Regions from separate parts of the Mus musculus genome. Here regions 1 and 3 are each linked to region 2. A link is a loop called in an ENCODE intact Hi-C map of the cell type or tissue named here. Cell type or tissue: left cerebral cortex. All regions are shown on one strand.

Region 1 (8,000 bases), 420 kb after region 2:
TTTGCCCAGGAGTAGTATTGCTGGGTCCTCAGGTAGTACTATGTCCAATTTTCTGAGGAACCACCAAACTGATTTCCAGAGTGGTTGTACCAGCTTACAATCCTACTAGCAATGGAGGAGTGTTCCTCTTTCTCCACATTCTCACTAGCATCTGCTGTTATCTGAGTTTTTGATCTTAACCATTCTGACTGGTGTGAAGTGGAATCCCAGACACTATTGTGGATGCCATCAAGAGTTTGCTGACAGGAGCCTGATATAGCTGTCTCCTGAGAGGCTCTGCTAGTGCCTGACAAATACAGAAGTGGATGTTCACAGCCATCCATTGGACTGAACACAGGGTCCCCAATGAAGGAGCTAGAGAAAGTACCCAAGGAGCTGAAGGGGTTTGCAGCCCCATAGGAGGAACAGCGATATGAACTAACCAGTACCCACGGAGCTCCCTGGGACTAAACCACCAATCAAAGAAATCACATGGTGGGTGGGGCTCCTATCTCTAGCTGCATATGTAGCAGAGGATGGCCTAGTCGGTCATCAATGGGAGGAGAGGCCCTTGGTTCTATGCCCCAGTAAAGGGGAAAGGCAGGGCCAGGAAGTGGGAGAGGGTGGGTTGGTGAGCAAGGGGAGGAGAGAGGGGATAGGAGGTTTTCAGAGGGGAAACCAGGAAAATAAAGAAAATATCTAATAAAAAATTAAAAAAATATATTATTCTCTACATCATTATAAACATTTCAGCTTCCAAGGCATACAACTCAGATAATACAATAGAATATTCATATCAGACTAAATTTACTTATGAAGGATTAAAATGTTAATTCATTAAAACCGCCAAGAAGCATCTGCCTAGGTAATGGCTTCATGTATGGCTGTCAGAGTTGATTCATGATCAACATAATCTATGCACACATGTTGCTCTGGCCACATGCATATGTACTGAAACAATCTGCATGGGCCACAAAACAAACCTAAAATCCTTGAAAACCAATAAGCACAACCCCTACAAATATTAACCAGTGGTCTGACTACTACAGGAATAACCACTTGCTTTCTGACTGCATCTGAGGCCTGGTGCATAGGAGAGATCCATGGCTGGTTTACAACCTAGATAAAAATCCATAGGCAGGGAGGTCACAGTCCCTAGGGATACAGAAGTTGTGAAGAGAGAACCTCAGCTGAGAAAATGACCCCGCCACACTGGCCTGTGGGGAAGCTGTGTAGCATGTCTTTGATTAGTGACTGCTGTAGGTAGATGCATCCCTGCACTCCTTCCATGACGGACTGGACGTGGAACTGTAAGATGAAGGTAGGTATGGCCCTGTTGTTTTTCCACTGCAGGAGAAACCCTAAGCAGGACAGGAGGGAAACACAACCGCAGTTTGTGCTAAACAAACACATGGTCAAACTGCCTTCTAAATATTTATGAGAATACCTATGGATCAGTGCTGCTTTCAGCCTGTCAGAGAAGCTGCTTTCTACAGTAGGGAGCAGTCAGTACATAGCTGAGACACCTATAAATCTACTTCCAGAAACCCCAGGAAACGTCCTGGAAGAGTGACAGGAAAATGCTAAGCAGCAGAGAGGATGAGGAAACACTGTCTGCTGGTCATGACGCAGCTGTGCACTCTGACTTCAGTGCAGTCACAATTCTCAAGGTCAACCTAACCAGTGATGCCAGCATGGATGGGGAAGGGCTGTGCAGCTCCACCCCAGCTGAGGAGCTACTAACCACTGATGGGCACTAGGACAAGGGGTCACTTTTCTTCAGGTGTGTGATGCAGGCAGCAAAAACTGGACTCCAAACTGGAGGACACCAGGGTAGGAGGGACACATACTGGGGGTGTGTGAGCAGAGTGGGACAGGAGGAGAGCTTGGGTGGATATAGTCAAGGTACATTATTTATTTATATATACACACACACACACACACACATACATATATATGAGTGTGTGTGTGTGTAACTGTTCAAGAATAAATACAAATATTTCTAAATGGATGTGACTCAACAACACTGTCATATATTTTTATAAGACACACATATATGTATATATCTATATATAAATCAATCTATCTATCTATCTATCTATCTATCTATCTATCTATCTATCTATCTATCTATCTATAAATAGGCTCAATCAGAAAGAATACAAGTTGCTTTGGCTTACTTTGCATGTCTGCAAGTGTGTGTGTATGAGTGGTACTGGGGAAGTAACTTGGTCCTTGGGTGTGCTAAGCACATGCTCTACCACACTGATCTACACTTCCAGCCTGCTTTGTTCTCTTTAAGTTGATTTCTCTTCTAGTATTCCTAAGTGAGCACCCTACATACAACCTACTTGAAAGTATTAGCAGATAGGTATTTTTAAAGTCTGAGTAATTCTACCAAAAGCAACTCTCATATTTCCCCAAAAGAAGGAACCACTGCTAAGAACCAAAGCCTGGCAATCTGCTTTCAGCAGACAGGTGTGTGCTCTGCGTGCTATATGAAAATTACTTATGAGAAGAGCAGGGGGAAAATTAGAAGGCAGTTTTCCCTACTGAAACTAATAAGTGATTAAGCAGATTTCTGACAGCACAGAGCTGTCAGCAGGCTGAAGGATCATCTGAGGAGCAGCATCCCAATGCTAGCACTGCGTACAGTTTCAGAACACTGGAAGTCCCACGTGACGAAGAAACCAGCTGACCAGCTGGGATAGTTGTGAATGTTAAGGTTAAGTGACTTAAGATAGGATTTTTTTTTTAAGAATATAAAATTTTATGACACGTTAGGAAGGCCATCTAGTGATATTGAAACATAAAGGTGATATGGTTGGATAAATTACTGTATAAAACTCCTTCTAAACAGTGTGAGATATTAAGACTGCTCTTATATATTATATACATTAAGAATACCAATCATATCCCATTAAATGAGAGAAGAAAATATAAAATCTTAAATACTTTAACCATAAGTATATTTTTAATTATTTAGGGAAAATAGAATGAACAGTTAGTGCTGGCATCTTTAGCTCCTGTCTACAAAGTTGCATTGAGTGCTACAGTTTCTGCTTAGGACAGGACTACAATGTGTTTGCCTTGGTTTTTTTTTTTTAAACCAGTTTTTTTTTTTTAATCCCAATTCTTTTTTTCCCTTGTTTTATTAGATATTTTCTTTATTTACATTTCAAATGCTGTCCTGAAAGTTCCCTATACCCTCCCCCTGCCCTGCTGCCCTCCCTACCCACCCACTCCCACTTCTTGGCCCTGGCATTCCCCTGTACTGGGGCATATAAAGTTTGCAAGACCAAGGGGCCTCTTCCCAGTGATGGCTGACTAGGCCATCCTCTGCTACATATGCAGCTAGAGACACGAGCTCTGGGGGTACTGGTTAGTTCATGTCGTTGATCCTCCTATAGGTTGCAGACCCCTTCAGCTCCTTGGGTGCTTTCTCTAGCTTCTCCATTGGGGGCCCTGTTTTCCATCCAATAGCTGACTGTGAGCATCCGCTTCTGTATTTGCCAGGCACTGGCATAGCCTCATATGAGACAGCTATATGGGGTCCTTTCAGCAAAATCTTGCTGGCATTTAAGATAGGATTGTTACTGTCAAGGTCATACTAAGAGTAGTGGGCAACTCAGGCAACTGGAGGCTATATGTCCGGGAATGCTGGGAGAACTAAAGTTAGTCACTGAACCAGTCACCTCAAACATCAGGAACCAACACAACCTTGTAAGGTGTAAGGTCTGATAGGTGACAGCTTTCTATTTTGTGGTGGTAAATACTACACACACTTCTATTTTCAACAGTGTGAACATTTTAAAGTGTGTTACATTTAACATAAGTACCACCAATCAATTTTTTAAAATGACCTTGTTCTTACTATTTTAATCAAATTCTCAGAAAGGAGAGGTGAAACTATCATGATAAAAGAGAAAGACATACCAGTAACTGACAGCATGGATGTGTGTGTGCATGTGTGCTGTGACATGTACGTGGTGGTCACAGGGATTAACCTCTGGCTAACAGGCTTAGATGGCAAGTGCTTTTCCTTGCTGGATCACCTCATCTCCCAATACTGTTTCTTACAACCAAGAAATTCTTAGTGAAACTGTTGAAAGAGTTTCCTTTACAATTCCTTTTAAGATGACATATTAATGACTGAGGCTTCAAGGTTACTGCAGATCGTCTTATACATAGATACAAGCAATGGCACTCATTCTATTTCTAAAATTGAACTTAATGGGATCAATAAAAATTGCCTACTTGGTAGATAGAAATTTTCTGTAACGAAGAGAGGGTTCCAAAGTTTTAGCTCTGCTTCAGTTTCTTCACACTGTTTGTGACTTTTCTCTATTAGAAGAAAGGGGATTGAGGGCTGGGAGCCACAGAATGGGAGGGATAGTATACACGTGTACAAACTGAATTTCAAATAAGAAGCAACGACAGGCTAAGAAAACCAAAGAAATGAACCAACAGCCCATGAAAGAGAACAGGCTCTGCCGAGAGGCTCCACTGTCTCTGCTCAAATCCCTGGCTTCCTAATCACCAGGTGGATGAAGCCATGAGTATCAGGGCCTAGAGTATCTCTTAATGATCTCATCTGTATAGAAAATATGAACACATAAGGGAATAAACACATGTAGAATAGTTAAGACAGTACCTGGCCTTAAAAAATACAAAATAAATGTTAGCAATTACTGTTATTCATGTATAATTTGCTTCCCTTACAAACTTTTCCCCACAGGAAGGAATTTAACTCTAAACCATCTGAGATTACTAAATACATTAAAAACCTGCTGTGTTGGACTGCCCCCTGCAGGCCTCAATTTACCCACTTATTTTACAAGGAACAGAGAATATAAGATTCAGATATGTTTTAAAACGACACTAAAATCATTATTCAATCCCTCCTAGCAGTAAGACACTGTCTATAACAGCTATCAAGATGCAAAGGAAGTCAGTTCTTTTCCTCAGCAATCGACTAAATCCAGAAAATCGACACACACTTCAACAGAATGAACTGGGGGAGATAATAAAAACCACTGCCTGCATTACAAGGACAAGGGAAAGCTGAAGATACGAAGGCCCAGGTTCAGTCGTGCAGCAGGTAACCAGCTGGACACTGAGCAAGTCATTTTTTAGGTCAAAATCAGTGTTAAGATGTCAGACTCCTAGTTTCTGTCATGGCAAAGGAGAAATACCTAAGATAAGAGCAAAGAATTAACCTATATACAGCACAGGTGAAAGATTGGGAAAGATTAGCCAGAAGAGATGGTAAGGTGAGGTTAAAGGCCCTGTGAGAGAAGTTAACCAGGTAAGAAAATAGAACAGTCCAGTATTTTTATTTTAAAGATTTATTTATTTATTTTATGCCTGAGCTGTACAGATGGTTGTGAGCCTTCATGTGGTTGCTGGGAATTGAACTCAGGACCTCTGCTCTCTCCGGCCCTGCTCACTCTGGCCCAAAGATTTATTTATTATTATATGCAAGTACACTGTAGCTGTCTTCAGACACATCAGAAGAGGGAGTCTCATTAAGGATGGTTGTGAGCCACCATGTGGTTGCTGGGATTTGAACTCAGAGCCATCAGAAGAGCAGTCAGTGCTCTTAACTCCAGCCCCCCAAACAGTCCAGTTTTAAACAATACCATGTGATTTAGATGCTAGATAGCTAATATATAATATCAAAATTATCACCAAAACAAACATCCATATGCCAGCTGTGTGTGGTGGGACACGGACTTGGTCCCAGTACTGAACAAGGCTGAGGCAGGAGAGATCAAAGGCAACCCTGGCTACAGAGCAAACCAGTCTCAAAAACAAAATAAAAAGCTATCGTTTGGAGGGAAAGAAACACAGCAGGCAGTTAGTTCTACAGGAACCATGACAAGTTCTGTGAGGAGGAAGGGGTAAGATGCAAATGGAAAGCTGAGACTTAAGGCAGGTTGTTCTGGGACATTAGAATGAGTGAGTCAAAGAAAGTGAACAAAACTTACTCCAGAGTCCCGAGTCTGCGGACTTGCAGGGAAAGAAAGAGGAAACGGAAGCACAGGCTTACGCTGCTTGTGGTAGACACTACAAATACAGCAGCGCACACACAGCCTCGTGTCATGAACAACTCATCACACGTATTCCACTCGCCAGAAATACAGAAAGCCTGACAAACATTAATTTGCAACAATAGTATGATCTAAGGTAACTCAACTTGCCCAGTGCACAGCTGATTAGATAGCATCTGTACCTCTTTTCCACACCAAGCATTCTGAGACATTACAGTGAAGCAGGCGCATTTCATCTCCACAGTAACAAAATACTACAATCAGAGTTTTTTAGATGAAGAAGATCCAGAAATGAGACATAAGTGCCCAAGTGTTTCCCAACCTTCCTAATGCTGCAACCCTTTAGTATAGTTCCTCATGTTGTGGTGACCCCTAACTATTTAATCATTTCATTGCTAGTTCATAACTGTAATTTTGCTACTGTTATGAATAGTAATATAAATATCTGATATGCAGGCTATCTGATATGTGACCCCCCCCCCCCCCATAGGATTGTGAACCACAGCTTGGGAACAGCTGGCCTGCTCTGTCCTGAAACTTGCTTTCCAAGCCTGAGATCCCAGTCCTGCATGGCTTGAAGCCTCTCTATTTTAACCACGGCCATGCTCCATGCTACAGGGTTATTCTTTCAGACTGTCCAGGGTAGGGGCATTAGCTATAAGCTGCAGGTTGGTAGAGAAGGCAATCCCTGGGCATCTAACATGACAGACTCTTATTCTTTTCCTTTTCCTTTTTTTTTTTTTTTTAAAGATTTAGTTATTTACTTCATGTATGTGGGTACACTGTCACTGTCTTCAGACACACCAGAAGACAGCATCAGATCCCATTACAGATGGTTGTGAGCCACCATGTGGTTGCTGGGAATTGAACTCAGGACCTCTGGAAGAGCAGCCAGTGCTCTTAACTGCTGAGCCACCTCTCCAGCCCGACTCTTATCCTTAAGGTCGAGTACTCAGTGGAACGTTTTGCACTTTAGAAATCATTAACAGAGATAGCAGCCAGGCATGTACACCTTCAATTCCAGAGACAGAGCTCAATGCCAACACACAGCAACTTATGGGCTGGTCAGGGTTACAGTCAGACACTGTCTTAAAATAACTCCTCACTCCAGTCAAACAAGAACAAAAAAAACTCTAGGAAACACTTCATCTTTATCGTTTTCTCCAAATTTCTACAAAATCCATTCATCAAGCCTTAGAGGTAGTAGAGATGCCTTCTTCAGTAATGGAGTGTCGGCCTATCACATGACCTCTCCACCAAGCAAGGAGAACACTGCTGTGGTTAGAATGGGCCGTCACCATGGAGACTGGCCTCTGGGCATGCCTGTGGGGTTTGGGTTCATTGCTCTAACTGAGGTAGGAGCAGCAGCAGGAGCTCACGGCTCTATTCCTGACTGTGGATGTGATGCAATCAGCTGCCTTCACTTTCCCACCATGAAGCACTGAACCCTAGACTGCGAGTCAGAAGCCTTCCTCCTTCCCAAACGACGCTTCTGTCAGGGTTCTTCACACAAGAGAAGAAAACTAAAACACTAACCAGTGTTTCTTAAAATTAACTTGCTCTTGCAACAGCTCAGGGAACATCTGTTTCCAGAGACGTCATCCCACTTTAGCTTTCTGAGATTCCACCTCAGGCCAAAGCTTCCCAGTGGGCCATGTGCGTCCTCGGCCTGGGATCATGGCAGCATTGTCACTAGAGGAAGGGCCAGAATGGGGCTGAGTTCTTTCTCAGAAAACTGTCATTTGTCTGTCCTAGGATTTATCTGGTCAGACATCAAGCTTACTCAGTGAAAAAAAGTTTTAAAACTTCATAGCTACTAGAAGACAACAGCAATAGCAAACAAGTTAGTCAAAAAAATTGAATAGGAAAATCTAGAAATAAGAAACTGAACTGGTATAAAGGCCCCAACACATCAATGGTAATCTAGAAGAAACAGACACGGAACAGAACTGCACTCATGTCTGTGGT
Region 2 (8,000 bases):
ACTGCCTGTAAGAACACGTAGGTCTTTCCAGGAGAGGATCCTGACATCTTACCTCACTCTCTTCCCCAATCCCACTCCGCCAGCGCAGACTCTCCACAATGAACATCCTAAGGAAAAGTTAGTGTGTATTGTCAGGTCCCAAAGAAATCTGGGACAACCAGGCAAAGGGCTAACTGAAGAGCTTGTTAGCATTCCAAAGCCTACTCTGGCCCAGGCTTACTCAGTAGCTGTGGCTCCTCTCTGCTTTTCTCTCCCCTACCTATGCAACTCCCAAACCTCTCCAGCCCAGAGGTTTCACCCGAGCTTCTGATTCCTATATAAACCTGCTAGTCTGCTGCTTCTCCTCCTTCTCCACCTCCTCTTCCTCCCCCACCTCCTCCTCCCTCACCTCTTCCTCTCACAGCTTGCCCTTTAAGCTCTCTTGGTCCTGTTGGTCCTCCTTGGTTCTCTTTGTTCTCCTCTTCCTCTCTCACTCCCTGCCCCACCCCATTTTTATTCCTGTATTTCTTGGTGTATGGAATTACTATCAAATTCTTTCCTGGAAGGTCTATGCATGTGGGTGTGAGTATCCCAGCAGCAGCAGCAGAGGCTGGCCTGGCATGCAAGCAATCACTCAGAAGACTATTCCCTGCTAGGGGAATACCAAAGTTGGAGATCCTTTTGGGAAGTGTGACCTCATCAGGAGTCTCAAACAAACAAACAAAAACAAAAAACACCCCCAAACCAAAAAACAGACAAACAAACAAAAAACCCAAACAACCCTAAAAACAACCAACTCAACCACCCACCACCACCAAACCCCTACATCAGTCAATACAGGTGCTTGCAAATGTTTATGAACAGCAGAGGAAGCTGGATTCCAGGAATAACAGCTAGAGTGGCACAGAAAGTTCCAGCAGAGGTGCTTGTCCTTGGAGGCTGCCACAGGACCTATAGCTCAAGGCTCTTTTCCTTTAGGAAAGCTGCAAGTGAACTCAGAAATATCACAGGGGGAAGACTCCATGTTTCTCCTTTTGCTTGTTTGAAATAATCGCCTGAAACCTTTTTGCTGTTGACACCAATATGATTTCTGTCTTCCAAAACTCCTGGTGAGTAAATCCAATGGACAGAAATGAATTCATAGCTAGAACTCTGCTGGGATGGAGAGTGTCCAGCCTCTTTTATTGGAAGAAGTTTAAGAACCTACCCAGAGCATTCAATATAGGCCCTGTGAAGGAGGGGACCTCAGCTGGGCTGTTGACCCTGCAGATGGTCTATTGCCTGGCTTATTCTGTCCCTGTCCCTCACCCTGTCTCCTTCTCTGTGTGGCTAGAGTTGAGTGTAGCCAAGCGGCAGAAATGATACGGTAGAAAAACAGTGGCAAGGTCACATCCATGTTTGTACTGCAGGTCTCTGAGACTATTAACACCTCGGATGATGTAACACGCTATGATAACCCTGGCAACAGCTCTCTCACCAAAAGACAATCCTAGGAGAGAAACAGATGGGCCCACTGCCAAGTCTGTTGTTCCTTTGAGAGACTGACAGAGTAATGAGTCACGGCACACAAGCGAGATGTGTCAGGACTGAGTAGTACAAAGTGGGAGCTGTGAATGGATAGGAGATTCCTTTTGGATTCTAACACAGTCAGTCTTTTTTAATGCTGAAAGTGTGACTTATTGTTAATATTAGAAGGCTGTGGTGATATTTAATAGGCTTCTGAATTACTGTAGTACAGGCATTGGTCAATCAGAATATACCCTAAGCCATAGAGTGCTGATATAACTACAGTAGGTGCCATTTCGTAAGGACAATCCCAAGTACAAAAGAGACCAAAACTGATAAAGAATCATCACAAAACATTGCTTAAGGAGGGGAGAGGAACAAACTCTACTACATGTGACAGTGTAAACATTCACTTGGCTCTGTGAGTTATGAGAAGGTAACGCCTCCTCTTTCTGCTTGTTTGATGACTTGCTCAGTTCATTGACAGTCTGCAATAGATTTCTTTTTTCCATTTGGATTAATTTCACACACTCCCCATTGCTCTGTACCCATGGCTGGAGTTTAACACGGAGTTATTGAATGATTCCTTCTTGATTGAATTCGAGAGTTGAGTCTTTGTACATCCCTGGACTCATCTGGCATGCGACTCCCTCCCTGCCAGTCAGCCAGTCTTTCTGGATAAACAACATGCTACACCAGGGACTGGTATGTGTGTCCTTACCCTCAGACTCTTTAGACACAAAAGTGATAACCTAGAGTGCCTGTTTGTAACAACAGAGTTTGTTTCTATCTCAGGTTTAAATAAGCAAATTTGGCATGGGTTCTGGTATACATGTAAGGGCCGTACATGCTTTATGTCGGGACCAGCCTTTTACAGATCATCTCAATCATCCATCTTTAAACTTCTGAGAATTGTTTCTTTTTAAAAATATTTTGATTATGTAGAATACACATTTTATAAATAAGGGTCATGGAGCCACAGATCAGAAAGAAATAAAAATTTAAGTCTCAAACATGTTAAACAGGGTCATAAATTTTGCTTTAGCATATAGACAGTTCCACTTGTCATTCAAACCTTCAGTGGAGTAAGGATATTGCCTCACTGTAGATACTGGGCTGAGTGTTCTCCTTGGCTATGCTACTATATCCTAGTAGATCCTGATGGCTTGCAAATGCTCATGGGTAATAGGGTCACTCTATAAACGAGCCTGTACTGTAACAGCATTGGTCCAGATTAGTTCGGTTTTCTGGCTAAAATGATACATCTGCTATCTTCACTGTGGAGGGGGGCTCTGTGCACAGTGATGGAATGGACATTGTCTACTTAATGCTTTTCTCCAAATGTTATCATAGGCTCTGAAGGGAACAGGACAACACTCATTTATAAAGTGGTCAGTAAAATATTTGCTTGTGATGTACATTTAAATAGGTATCCAAAAAGTAACTTTCAGAAAAGTTTTTAAAATCTTTTTAATGCTAGTGAGATGTTCAGTGGGTAAAGGTGCTAGTCACCAAGTCCGATGACCTGAGTTTAAACCCTGGGGCCCATATGGTAGCAGGAGAGAACCAACACTCTCAGGTGATCCTCTGACCTTCAAAAGTGTGCTGTGATTCCCACACCACACACACACACACACACACACACACACACTGCCCATTATAAAGTCAGTCTAATATTTTGTAATTCTTTCTATTTTGTCTTGTAATTATTGCCTGCTTTGGATCACAAAACCAAATCCTCGGTGGCTTCTTTCGTCATTATCCTGGACTGTTTTCCTACTCAGATTCTACTTCTTATGTTATTAAGCAGCATGGATGTGTTGGCATGTATGTATGTCCTAGAAGAGTTAAGAGGGACAGACTAATGCTCAGGAAATGAATGAGTTCACAATCAAAATTCATCCTTAAACCTGGTCCAAGTTCAGTTGTGAATTTCATATGGAAGCTCCTTAAAGAAAGGAAGAAATGCAGTCTTCCTCCTACTGCATATAAACCTGGGTCCAAGAGCTTTAGTTGAACATAAGAATCCCTCCAGTATCACGTGTGTGGTAGTTCCAAGCACCCTGGTCATCTGTACCAACTCCTGCATCCCAGCATGCACTTAGTAGGCTTTTGTTCTTGTGGAATGCTCACCATCAGAAGAGACAACTTGGACTGTCCAGTCCTTCTATGAAGAAATAAAAGATGGAGGTGTGGCAGATAGCAAGATTTCTCTCTCAGAAACACTTGGGTTCTTGCTGGGGGCAAGATGTTTGAAAAGTACCATATAAAACTCTTCTTTCTATTCCCAAATCAGCTTCATATGCTGGCTGAGATGGAAGTAGGGCACTGTTAAAATTAAACACAGTTTTGCCTTTCAACGCAACAGAGGCATAGCTGACTCATCCTCCCTCTCTCTCTCTCTCTCTCTCTTCCTCCCTCTCTCTCTCTCTCTCTCTCTCTCTCTCTCTCTCCCTTGCTCTCTCTCAGGAAGCCTGGCATTGAGAAGGATTTTCCATTGTGAGTGTTAAAGAACTTCCTCAGAAATTACAACTGTTGTGACCTCTGTGTTTCCACCGATAGATAAGACACGAGATGAAAGTATGAAAAAGCAAGCCAAATCCCCTAGGCATGGCTGCATCAGAACAAAGCCATTATGTTGTGACAGTTAGATTTAAGACCCATGATGCCACCCTGGGAAATCTGCAGTCTGAGCGTTGCCCAGACTCTGCAAGCCTCCTGGGGCCATACCCAGAAACCGGCCTTTATGCCTCGGTGCGTGCAGTGTCGTTTGTGAGAGTTCTGCCCACAAAGCCATCAGATGGTAACAATTTTCAGTCACTTCCAACATGAGTTGGTTTTGAACTTTAATATGCAACCTAATTATGACTGCAAACACTTTGTTAAGCAAACAAACTTCAAACCCCTTTAAGGAAAAAAAAAAAAAAACAAACCCTAGCTCTTCTCTGGTCATTCTGTCTTGTACAAAGGCTTTAAAAATAAAACTCTGTAGGGAATTAGAGAATCCAGGGATTTAAAAAAAAAAAAAAACCTGCCCCAAATTAAGTGGCTTCAATGTAATCAGTACTTGAGCACCAAGTATCTGGTTTTTTACTTCAAATCAAAATCTGGAAGCTAAAGCATTCTATTTCCTATCCCTCCTGCTAACTGTTCACCTTTGACTCAAGACACACAAGTAATCTCATTCGTGCTCTTAAGTCATCCAGAGAAATAGACTTTTTCATTTGTTCCCCAATTGTTCTTTGTGTATGAATTTCCTCTTTTCAGATCCCGAAACACATGCCACGGGAGGTCCTGCTCCCTTCAGGTTCCCTCACAGGAGCCTCTTTCCATCCTTCTTGGTTACTTTATCAAGAGCAAGAGTCATTATGTAGCAAATGGAAATGGCCAGATAATCCCTGTGGAGTTCAAACCAAGGGGGCAGTGTGAGGAGGTCTTGGGAATGGGAGTCCGGACCTCCAGACTCCATCTGTGGTCCTCTCCGTCCCCACACACTTACTGTGTCCAGAGTTTTTCCATGCTCTCCATTTGCCTGAATAATGGTTTCTAATATCTTCTTTCATTTTCTGGTTACTGCCCCAGGAAGGAGCTTAATGCATAGAGAACAAATATCTGATTTGTAGATGAACTTTTTGAAGGGAAATACATAGCGGTGTAATACCAAGCAACCCTTACAAAATGTAAAAGGCATGAAGGGGCACCCTCCCACAACCCCAAGGTTCACCTCAAGAGACCCTGAACCCCACATGTGTCAGCACCTCAGTTCTCCTCAGCCTCACCTCTTTGTGAACATGGGAAACTGTGGAGGCCAAACTTTTACTGATGACAAAGCAGGTAAGAAGACTGTTCTCCTGGGAAAACCTGTGCTTGAGAGGCTGGGCTGTGATCTTGTGACAACTGTTCTTGTCCACTAAATGCCTAACCCTCCTCGGTCAGATGTGACGCCAAGGCCCGGGGACATGCTCATTATGGAGACAAACTTTTACACCAGCGGAAATGAGACTTTTGCTACTTCTTGAGTGTAGAATTTTTCAGGCAGGATAGAAACCCCACCTGAAGAGGCGCCGTGGACAGAGGCCGTAAAAAGGCTCCTTCCTTTCCAAATGGACTCAGACATGCGTAGAGAGCTTCTCCATGCTGCGCCTCAGCAGTGACTGAAATTGTGCTGGTTCGCAGATATTTGTCATGTGAAGCCCATCTGGATGGAAAAATTCTGGTAACAATTAAAGAGTCCACCAGGTCTCCAGACTCCATTAAGATGAACCCTGAGTTAAAAATTAACTGCTCTTCCCTAGCCATGCTTTCTGGGTTTCCTGTCCTCACACACGGAGATGGAAAACAGTAGGAGTCTAATGATTAGCCACAGAATGGAACCCCTGGACTGGGGCTGCCGTGCTCTCTAGGAAAGTGGGATCAGAGGATGGAAGTAAGGTCTAGCCTAGAATCCTCATGAGAAGGTGCTGCAGTCTCCTTAACAGTCTGTGGTCCCTGCCCATCTACTGTCAACTTTAACCTCAGCCAAATTACACCATTGATACTTCTATCTTCTTACTTTTTTAAATATTAAATTCTTTGTCATACTCTGAAAAAGATCGTTTTGGTTTTTTTTTTTTTTTCTGGTTCACCATCATCCTTTATGCCTATATAGCTACACAAAAATCTGCTCAGAATAATTTGCCTTAATAAATCATTTCAATTTAAGAAGAGCCTTAGAAAATGAATACAGTATTTAACATCTACTGCACATCAACATTCTGTAAAAGAAAAATATGCTTTCCCTTCTGAAAAACAAATACACTATGTGCTGTTTGGCTTGGGGCATTTTGGTTGAGACTGCAGAGGTATGTTGTAAGTTTTAATACAGAGGTTTTCCTATTAATGTTGAATGAACTGGTAGGGATATATGGCAAAGGGTTCATTCATGGAAATGGCTATTTGATGGGTCATAAAGCTAATTAAAACCAAATTTTGGCAACAGCGTTCAGGATGTGCATGGCCAACTCTGTTTTGTTACACCACCCCAAATGACTCTTTCATGTGGGAAAATATTTTCACTTCAAAAAAAAAATACAGGAAAGTTTAATTGATCTAGGCAAACAAAACAGTCAGACAAATTAGCACATGATCAACTCCTAGGATCTAAAGCAAATCAGGCTATAAAATCTAAAGGAAATGCAGCAGCTTTAACTTTCATTGCTGTTTCAAAGTTAGATCTTAGGGAATTGGTGTACATGAAAAAAGCTTAACTATTGTGTGGCCAGGATTCCAGAGACCAGAGCTGTGGTCAAGAGACTGACAAAAACAAACAAACAAACAAACAAACAAACAAACAAACGAAGAGTCAAGCATGATGCTGGGCGGTGGGGGTAAGGAATAAAGGAGAGGAGAGGGCACCAATTTGGACTCAAATAAATCTGTCTACCTGCAATAACACCAAGGAATCTCAGAACCTTGTTTTAAAGATAGTGAAAATTAGTAGGCAAACATTTGAATCATAGATGTTATTCAACAAGAGTTTTTTTTATAGAGTCTGAATAGTTGGAGAGGAAAAATTCTGATTATTCTCATTGCCTTGGTCCATACTTTTCCTTATGCCCTTGCTCTACGAAATATTTATCAGGATTCTTCTGAGAAGCAAGCAGTAGTGCTGTAAGTTTCTTGTCGTCATGCAGTCTGTCATAAACCATCACACAAATAATTATTTTACCAAAGTGGTGAGTAAAGCTTAAAAGGAAGCTCTGACATGCCTGTGAGTATATGAGAGGGATATATAAATGCATCTGGAGGTCTGAAGTCAAGCAAGCCACCGGTGGATGTGAGGTTACAACAGAGAATTAGCAGAGGAAGAAAGAGAAAATGAAATTCCAAGTGGGGAGACACTGGGAAGACTCCCAGGTAGAGACATAAGAATGAGCATGGTCCAAGATTTCATGAAGCATAACAGAAGCAAAGGAACAGAGAAAGTCACAGTATGATTACAGAGGTGGTGAGCCAGAGATGAGTTGGAGAGGCAGCTAAGAACCAGGTCATAGAAGAATGGTAAAGTTCTGAACATTCAGCAATTTAGACAGGTGCAGATCCGGCCAACCAGAAGGGACAACAGTCGTCAACAAATCACGTGGTGCAACCAGAATGACTGGCTGGCCATCAGCCCAGAAGGAAAGGGCTTGTAGGACATGTTTTACATTCTCTGCTTAATACCTCGTACAAGACAAGAACAAAACATTGAAGTATCTTCAATAAGGAAGCTTCAGAATCTAATATGAGTCAGACTTGTTTTCTAGAGTGACCAAGGGGCAGGGGATAAATTATTTTCAGCTTACCAAGGAGCTACCCCTGTATCAGAGACAGTGCTTTGAGGACTGGGGAATAAGATGAAGGTCACAGAATGCAGCTCTCGCTCTAAGGCAGCTTACAATAGCGATCATTCAGGTGCTTTACTTGAGCAAAGAACATTCTAGATGTCCTTCAGAAAAATGGAGAAAACTGAGCATCCTGCCCAAAATCTACTTCTC
Region 3 (8,000 bases), 68 kb after region 2:
TTGAGCAGTCTCTAGTTGGGAACCATTACAGATAGTGCTGCTTGGAGCACTCTTGCATGCATCAGGAACACACATGTGTTCATTTCCCTTGGGTTTGAGGTAGGAGAGAAACTGTTGGGTGATGGGGTATTCATTTGTTTAGGTTCAGCAGAAAGTACCAAACAGTCCTCCAGGGTGCTGCACCTGCTTAGCCTTCCATTAGTAGATACTTGAGCCCTGGCTGGTCCACGTCATCACCAGAACTGTCAGGTGGTGGGGTTTTTGTTGTTTGCCTCTTCCTCTTCCAATGGCTTTGGTGTGCCCGGTATTTTAAAGTCTTCAGATACTCTGGCGTGGGAAACAACAGCATGATCAGTCTTGGTCTTAAGCAAACATTACTAATATTGAGAGCTAGCCATTTAAAAAGTTATGATTATGAAAATTTTCATTTTTAGTGTCTTAACTTACTTTGCATTGACATTGAAGGGGGATTTTTCCTGACTCTTCAGTTCATAGAGACAAGTTGACATGCTAGATTCACTCAACTCTGCTTCTATATGCCTTCAAAAATAAATAAGGAAAAGATAGGCAGGAAGAAAGAAGAAAGGATAGAGGAAGAGGGAAATAAGGGGTGAGAAGAAAGGAACAGAGGAAAAAATGGAGGGGAGGGAGAAAGTCAGCCACATTTGCTTGTCTCTAGCCACAGTGATTTCATGAGTATAACCTCTTTCAACATCAAAATGATAGATTCCGTAGGAAAAATTTTAATTGACTTTAATGATCTTGCAAGTATATATGCTTTTGGAGGGATAACAGGCATTCCTTCAATGATTCATTCAAATATACATAAAATTGTATACATAAAATATATTTTGTGCATGTAAAATAAGGTATAGATATAAACAAACATAAATGAAATAAAAGATTGACATCAACACATACATATCTACAGTCAGTACTAAATATGTCTCCAATATTTTCAAGACTTTTTGGACTTGGGTTTCTTGGAATGCCCCTGAAAGGTCTTCAGTCTTTAGCTATCATGTGAATTATCTATGTATAATTCCTCAGAAAGTCTCCCAAAAGCTTCAGGAAGCAAAGGTAAATGGATAAGATACAAGCCACTCATTACCTAGCCCTTCATTTGGCTCTACCTTCAGTGTAGACACTCCTTAAAAACCCATTCTAAAGTCAACCCAAGAGGACTCTAAGTGGTGTTATGCCACCTCCTCAACTTCTAAAAATACACAGACAGTCTAGATCTCTCAGCAAGTCATGACCCTCTTCAATCCTCCAAGGCAGAGATGCTTAAGTTCATCTGAAAAGGCTGTGAGATTCAAAAAGTAGCGACCAACTTCTCCTCATTCTTTGTCCAGACACAAGCCTTTTGGAGACATAAGAGCAGTGTCTCTAGAGTTTATTAAACTGAACTCATCCTCAGGCCAATGCGATACTGAGTGGTAGGTTGTCTAAAGTTTAAGGATAATAGGTGCTGTTCTGCACAATGTAGAAATTTCGAAGCACTTAGATCCTGTTTCTAACATTTTAGATACTTCTCCCCTCTCACTGTATAGCACGCAAACACATGCAAACATGCGCATGCGCGCGTACACACACACAGAGCCATTTTCCCTCTCTAACAAAATATTCATACGCATTGGAACAAATCACTGCTTCACATTAATTAATCACAACCTGGCTAGCTTCACCCCATTAGGAAGGAGAAGCCTGGCAGGAAGTGAGAGCAAGGCTAAAACTCTGCTCCTGTCCAGTTGCTAAGCAGTTGTGTGGCCTTGCCTGGGGGCTCTGCTCATGTAATAGATGCTCTTAGTTTTCTTGGTGATTACAAAGGTTCACGCATCCCCAATTCCTCACCAGGAGGAAGTGTCCATCATTTTTCCCCCAGTCTCCACAGGTATGCTATCTAAACCAGAAGGAGATCTGATCTTCTCTTTACTTAGAAGTCTGTTACAAACAAGATCATTTTGTTAAGTAAGGATGTGAGAAGTAAGTTTGAGGTTACAAAGAGACAGCCATCCCCACTAAAGGGTCTGCACAAGTCATGCTTTACTCTTGGTCAAGAGGAAGTGCTTGGGACCCAACCACACAGACAGGAAGTGCATTCAGATTTTTTACTTACTATGATGATGTCTGTGTTTTTTCTCCCATTGGCTGTGGTCTGACCTCACAGACCTAATTCAATTGGCTAGCCTGAAAAGAATTGGTGCACAGGAAATGAAAAAAGGCGGCAAAGTGTCACTGCTCCAAGGAGAAAAGGGTCACTGCTCCAGGCCATTAAATTCCTAGACTGGAGGATCGGACCTTTGAATAAACAAAGGTTTTAGTGGGTTGAGGGAAATTAAAACATTTGCATAAAAGTCTTACAAGATCTATGTGTGTGGTGGGGGGGGGGTGGATAAGAATATTTGAATTCCTTGTCCTTAACACAAGTTTAACAATATTTTATAGAAAAAAGTCATATTTGACATTTTTACAAGAGCTTGACAGGAGTGCTTCCTGTCAGTTCTAGCCACAAGACACTTGGAAACAAGAATCTAGCCTCTGGATTTTACAGCACTCGGTTCTCACTATCTGTTACCAACCTGAGCCTGCTTTGATAAGGGGAAAGAGAGGCCATGTCAAGCAAGATGGAAACCAAGCACAGCAGGAACCTAACAGAGAAAAGGGAAGGAGCGCACTCATTCTCAATCCTCCCTAGGCTGGAGAACCACAGCTTCCAGAGGACCTTTTATCAGCTTGCTGCCTGCAAGGGCTGCTGGGGGTGTGACTTTCCCCTACTCTTAACTCAGAGAAGCGAAACCGTTCCCCTCTTCCTCACTGCCTGACCCATGGGGAGGTCTGAACCAGCCCCACTTGATCCTGTTTGTTCTTTTCCTAAAAAGACAAGACAAAAAAGTGTGACAGTGAGTTAGCAGCAAACACCCTACTGGTTTAATTTTCCATGCAAAGTAAAAATTTGAATACAGGACTGAAAGGATATTGGCTAAACAACAAAATTGGTGAACTTGGTTCCATTCCCAGAAGAATCCATTGAAAGGTATGCCTTAAAGTTTTAATGAGAAATCAAGGGAGAATGTCAATGTGCTTCCTCTCTCAGAAGAATAAAGGACAAAAGTCTGGCTCTCCTCTCTGTTGTCTTCTTCCCTCTCTCCTCTCCCAAACTCAACATTGCCAAGCACCATGTGTTTAAATTGGTGGAGTTCTCTGAAAGATCCATCTGTCCATTGCACTTGGGTGGGAGTTATTTCTATTCTTCTAATGACCTCTCCTCAACAAACACACGGGGGTGGGGGGGAGGGGAGAGAGAGAGAGAGAGAGAGAGAGAGAGAGAGAGAGAAAGAGAGAGAGAGAAGAGCATAAAACTGTTGTTCTAATGTTCAAGCTAAGATCCATCTAAAGCTCTTTAACAAAGTGGGAGTCAGTGTCTGACCACAGAACAGAAGGAGGTGGGAGGGAGACTTTCTCTGTAGTTGTACGTCCTAGATCTGAAATGAGTACCTTCTGAGGACTCAAAAGCAGATCACATTTGCAAGCCTAAGTGCTGACTCATGTCCTCCCTCTAGGGCCACAGAAAGGAAGGGTGGGGTTGGAGAATCTGACCCTGAAGAGAGAGAGGGGTCAGAAGAGAGAGGGAGCAGGCACACGAGCAAGATTCCCTTGTCTTCTGATTTTCAAGATTCACGAACCCTGATGGGAGAGTCTGCAAACACTGCCAGAGGTCCTTCAGCATCTTTCTCAAGCTGTTCCTCGTTTATTTTCCTTTGGGACCTCCGAGGCCCATGTAGTCAATGAAAGAGAAGAGAAAATGCCAAAAGTCTCTCTCTGTTATGCCTACAAGGATGGGTGAAGTGAGTCAAACAAATTGAGGGAAAGAGAAAGAGAGAGGAAGGAGAGACAGGGAGAGCACAATAACTCAAGAGTAATCCAAGAAAGGATGACTTGTGCATCATGTCTCCCATGTCCTCCCGTTGTCTCACACAATTATCTCTCCACAGCCTCTTGGACTAGTTTGATACTGTATGTAACTAGTCAGCAGTCTGGCAGTGTCCTAGATCTAGCGACTGAGAAGACCGCACACTCTGTTGTAGGCTTGAGTACTGTCCCATTAGTTATATCAGGAGTGCGTTCTGTGGTGAGCCCAGTCACAACTCACTTTGGTGGCCACAGACAGTACTAAAGCCAGCATTTTATATTTGTGGTAGATATAAAATCTTCCATGGAATTTATGATTACTACATTTGGGTGCCCCTGCTAGATGAGATAACTATGCTATGACCACTGATTTATTTGCTCTATAAATATTATTTGTTTATGAAGTGTTGGGTGCATTTTTGGGAACTCAAGATACATGTACAGCTTGTATCCACAGGAAAGTCTGCAGGTAAGCACTTCTATTCATATGCATCCTACATGCATTAAATAGACACAGTCAAAGCCTTCTGATGCTAAATGACTGAAATGTATAATAAGGTAAGTCCTGTATAAAAGAATGGCATTGGGTAAGAGAGGATGAGACGTCTACCTCAGTGAGTTTGTTTTGGACAAGGATCACCATATCAAAGTTGAGTATTTTCTCCTGGGAGCTATGTCCTGCATTCTTCCATCTGTGTGTGCTAAGCCAGACAAACAATAAAGTTCACTTCAACTGGAGAAGCCTAGAGAAGATTAGGGAAGGATTTATTTAATTGTCCTTTTCCACTTTTAATATTTGTATTTGTCCACTTTCAATCACTAGTAACAAAATACTTGAGCATATCAACTGAAAAGACTAAAGACTTATTTTGATTTACAGCTTCAGAATTTTCAGTCCATGGTCACTTTGTCCTATAGTGAGTCTTTGGCAAGGCAAAAGATCATGGTACAGAGGTTATGGTCAAGCAAGGGGCTCCCATCATTCTATCCAGAGAGCAGAGAGGAATTATTGTGAAGATACAGTAGCCAATACTGAAATCTCAAGAATACTCCCTTAAACTAAGTCCCCCACTCCTAACTCTTAAACACTTTTTAGTAGTTCATCAAATTGTTGACTAGGGAGTATTAAATTGTTGACAACAGCAGGGTCCTCATGATCTCATTTCTGGATTGCACATCAACAGGCCTTCAGTGTATGAGATCTGGAAGACCTTTCCTATCCACAGCAACAATACAAAGTATATTTACAATGATATGAATGTATCCTTGAGGTCAGGGGCTCAAGATAGAATCTAGAGTAGATTTTCAAATATCTTTTAAAAATAATTAGTAAATCATAAAGAACTGAATCACAGTTTTCCGTTCGTTGACTGTTTTTGTTAACATTCTTTTCAGAACTAGAGAGATGGCTCAGCAGTTAAGAACACTGATTGCTCTTACAGAGGATCAGGGTTCAGTTACCAGCGCCTAAATGGCAGCTCACAACTCTCTGCAACTCCAGTTCCAGGTGATCCAACACACAGAGATGCATGCAGGCAAAACACCAATGCACATACAAAACAAAAATAAGTAAATCATAAAAATAAAAGCTCTTTTCATTCTCTGTCATTGTCAATATTTCTCCCTCCCCCTCCTCCTCTCCCTCTTCTTCCTCTTCCTGTTCTTTTTTTTTTTTTTTTTTTTTTTTTGCCAAAGCCTTTCGAACTCCTTTGGACTCCAGGGGCTTTTGGGACATAGGACTCCTATTTCTGTTCTGCTGCCTTGCCTACTTTACCATGGCCTATGTCTCTTCTTTTGTGTAGATTTAGCTAAAACCCATTCTCAGAGGAAATAGAACCACAGCAAACCTTTGGGTTTGATCATGACATGAGTTCTTCCTCATGGTATGTTTTTCTTTTCTTTTCTTTTTTTTTTTCTCCAAAATGTAACACATCAATAGGATTCAGTGTGATATTGTCATACACATGCAGACAGCACGCCTGGATCATCTCTAACCATCCTTACCCTTCTCATCTCTTCTACTACCATCTTTCCAGAGTCTTATCTATATTCTACATTTAGATGTCCTTTCTCTACATTTCTACATTCAAGGGAGAATGTGCTGTCATCTGCCTTTCTATGGCCAGCTTATTTCATGTATGCATTCCAGTGTAAGCAGTTTTGCTGCAAATGACAGTTTCCTTTGTATTTATAGCTAAATAATGTTCCGTTATATATAGTATATAAACCGTATTTTCTTTATCCAGTCATCTGTTGATGGAAACCTAAGCTGATTCTATATCTTGGTTATTGTGAAAAGTGTCTCAGAAAACACAGGTATGCAGCACTCTCAAATGAGATGACAAAAATCATTTTCTTTGTGCCTATATATGGAAATATGATCATCTGGTAGTACTGAAAGCATCGTTCTTATCACACATGGATGCACAAGAAAGAAAAAAAAAAACTTGTCTTCACTTATAACTCTTGAGTTGTAGAGCAGCCACCGAGAGCCCATAATCTAAAAGTAACTTTAAATGGAGCTGAGAGCAAATTGTCTTGGAGTGAGAAGCCACCTGAGGAAACCTATTTGCTCCATCGAGAGCTGAGAATAATCAACTATCTGTGTGCTTTAATAACACTTGTTTTGGATACCTTAGTCCCGTTTTTTTCCTTACTGTCTACCCTGCCTTCTACCCCCTAATAGAATTTCCCAATTCAGTTACTTAAGTTTATTTCAATTCCACCCAGATAATTGAGCACAAGAAGAATGGGGTGGGGAGGACACCTTGTAAAATGTAAGACATTTTACAAATATAAGTTACAACTAAGCACTAATTATATAGTGCTATCCTCTCTACTGATGTAGAGGTGGGAGTGAAAAATCCAAGATGAAAAGCCCTGACCCCGGTGTTCCAGGGACTCTGTGCTAAAAGAAGAGGTACCATGAAAATGACTGATCAGTAATGACAGGCTAGAATCATAAAAGGGGTCCTCCTAATGATGGAGGAACAAGGCACTTTTGAGTGAAATCAGAGAGACACGGGATTCTTCTGCTGTCAGAAACGGTAAAGATGCTGAACAGCATGGGAAAGATGGTGAACGTCTCACGTGGGAGGTAATCTGACATTACAGAGAAGATGCCTTCCAAAGAGGAAACTATCCCATCAGATCAATGCTGATCCTGGGATAGAAGGAGATGGATGAGGACCGTGGTCATTCAGTCAGACCCTCAGTTGTCCACATTAAGTAAGAGTTTATTTCTTGGAAAAAAGAAACAGTTGCAGTGAATTTTAAGTATTTCAATTGCTGCAGGCATCAGGTTAGCCTCAGAGATGCCCGGTTTTATTTTCACATTAGTTTTTTTGTCATGTTTTTTTTTTTTTTTTAAGGGCAGCAATAAACATATACAAGTTATCTTTGACTCTAGAAGGTTGGTGGGCACAGGTATAATCGTGGCTCCAATTCACCATTGTAAATAAAAGTACACAAGTCTCATCATCCCATGTCTGACCCCAGAACAATGTCTGAGGTCTGCACACAGCTCTACACTTTGTAATGTGCAGGGTGAACTCTGCTGGTAACATATAGAACATGTGCTAAAAGTGAGTCCACCACTTCAGTGTCATTATACAGAAATATATCTGATTAAAACTTGGGACATATAATATTTTAATGAAGTTTCTGTATTTGACTTTTTAAAAAAGTAATTAAATGTTCAAGATGCAACCACTTAAAATAAAAAATGTTGTTACATATAGGGACCTTGAATACCATGACCAAAAAAATAAATCACCTATACACAGGGAAGGTGTCAGGCTCCTTCAGTTTAGTTAAAGACTTGAAGAATCTATTTTTAAGGTTTTCTTTTAAGCACAGAGAGTAGCCTGAGAGAGGGGGTACAGGTGGCATTCTTTTCCAGCCAAGGGTGCAAACACTCAATTAAAATGAAAGGTGCATTTAGAAGGAATGTGTTGCCATATATCACCTGTGATTAGATGTGTGACAACTTTTACGGACAGGAAGGCTTCCATTCAAGAGCAGACAATTCTTCCAGTTACTCGTGGGTCTAAGGTCATGCCCTGACAGTGGGAACAATGACTGTCAAC

Evidence for each region. Peaks named below come from ENCODE experiments on the same cell type or tissue, not always from the same donor. Only the 100,000 strongest peaks of a DNase experiment are listed, where the experiment ranks them.
Region 1: it touches region 2 in a loop (2.3-fold over the local background); 14 of 42 quality-filtered maps call a loop at or near these places.
Region 3: it touches region 2 in a loop (2.2-fold over the local background); 2 of 42 quality-filtered maps call a loop at or near these places.

The regions. Positions count from the first base shown.
Region 1 is chr10:44,325,324-44,333,323 of GRCm38, reverse strand. All of the region lies in intron 6 of Atg5 (autophagy related 5), which reads right to left. Among named protein-coding and RNA genes, the nearest start is that of Mir1929, 30 kb to the left of the region's middle. In left cerebral cortex, a CTCF peak has its summit at 4,788 (motif pointing left); DNase peaks (open chromatin) are centred at 4,790, 5,995 and 7,494.
Region 2 is chr10:44,749,022-44,757,021 of GRCm38, reverse strand. No RefSeq gene overlaps it. Among named protein-coding and RNA genes, the nearest start is that of 4930431F10Rik, 14 kb to the right of the region's middle. In left cerebral cortex, no CTCF peak of the experiment used is centred here; DNase peaks (open chromatin) are centred at 450, 1,504 and 3,803.
Region 3 is chr10:44,680,950-44,688,949 of GRCm38, reverse strand. Gm35154 (a long non-coding RNA gene) reads right to left here. Exons shown (of 4, transcript XR_380292.3): 3 at 448-540; 4 at 1-327. Among named protein-coding and RNA genes, the nearest start is that of Gm22503, 47 kb to the left of the region's middle. In left cerebral cortex, no CTCF peak of the experiment used is centred here; DNase peaks (open chromatin) are centred at 2,847, 3,198 and 3,488; H3K27ac peaks cover 276 bases.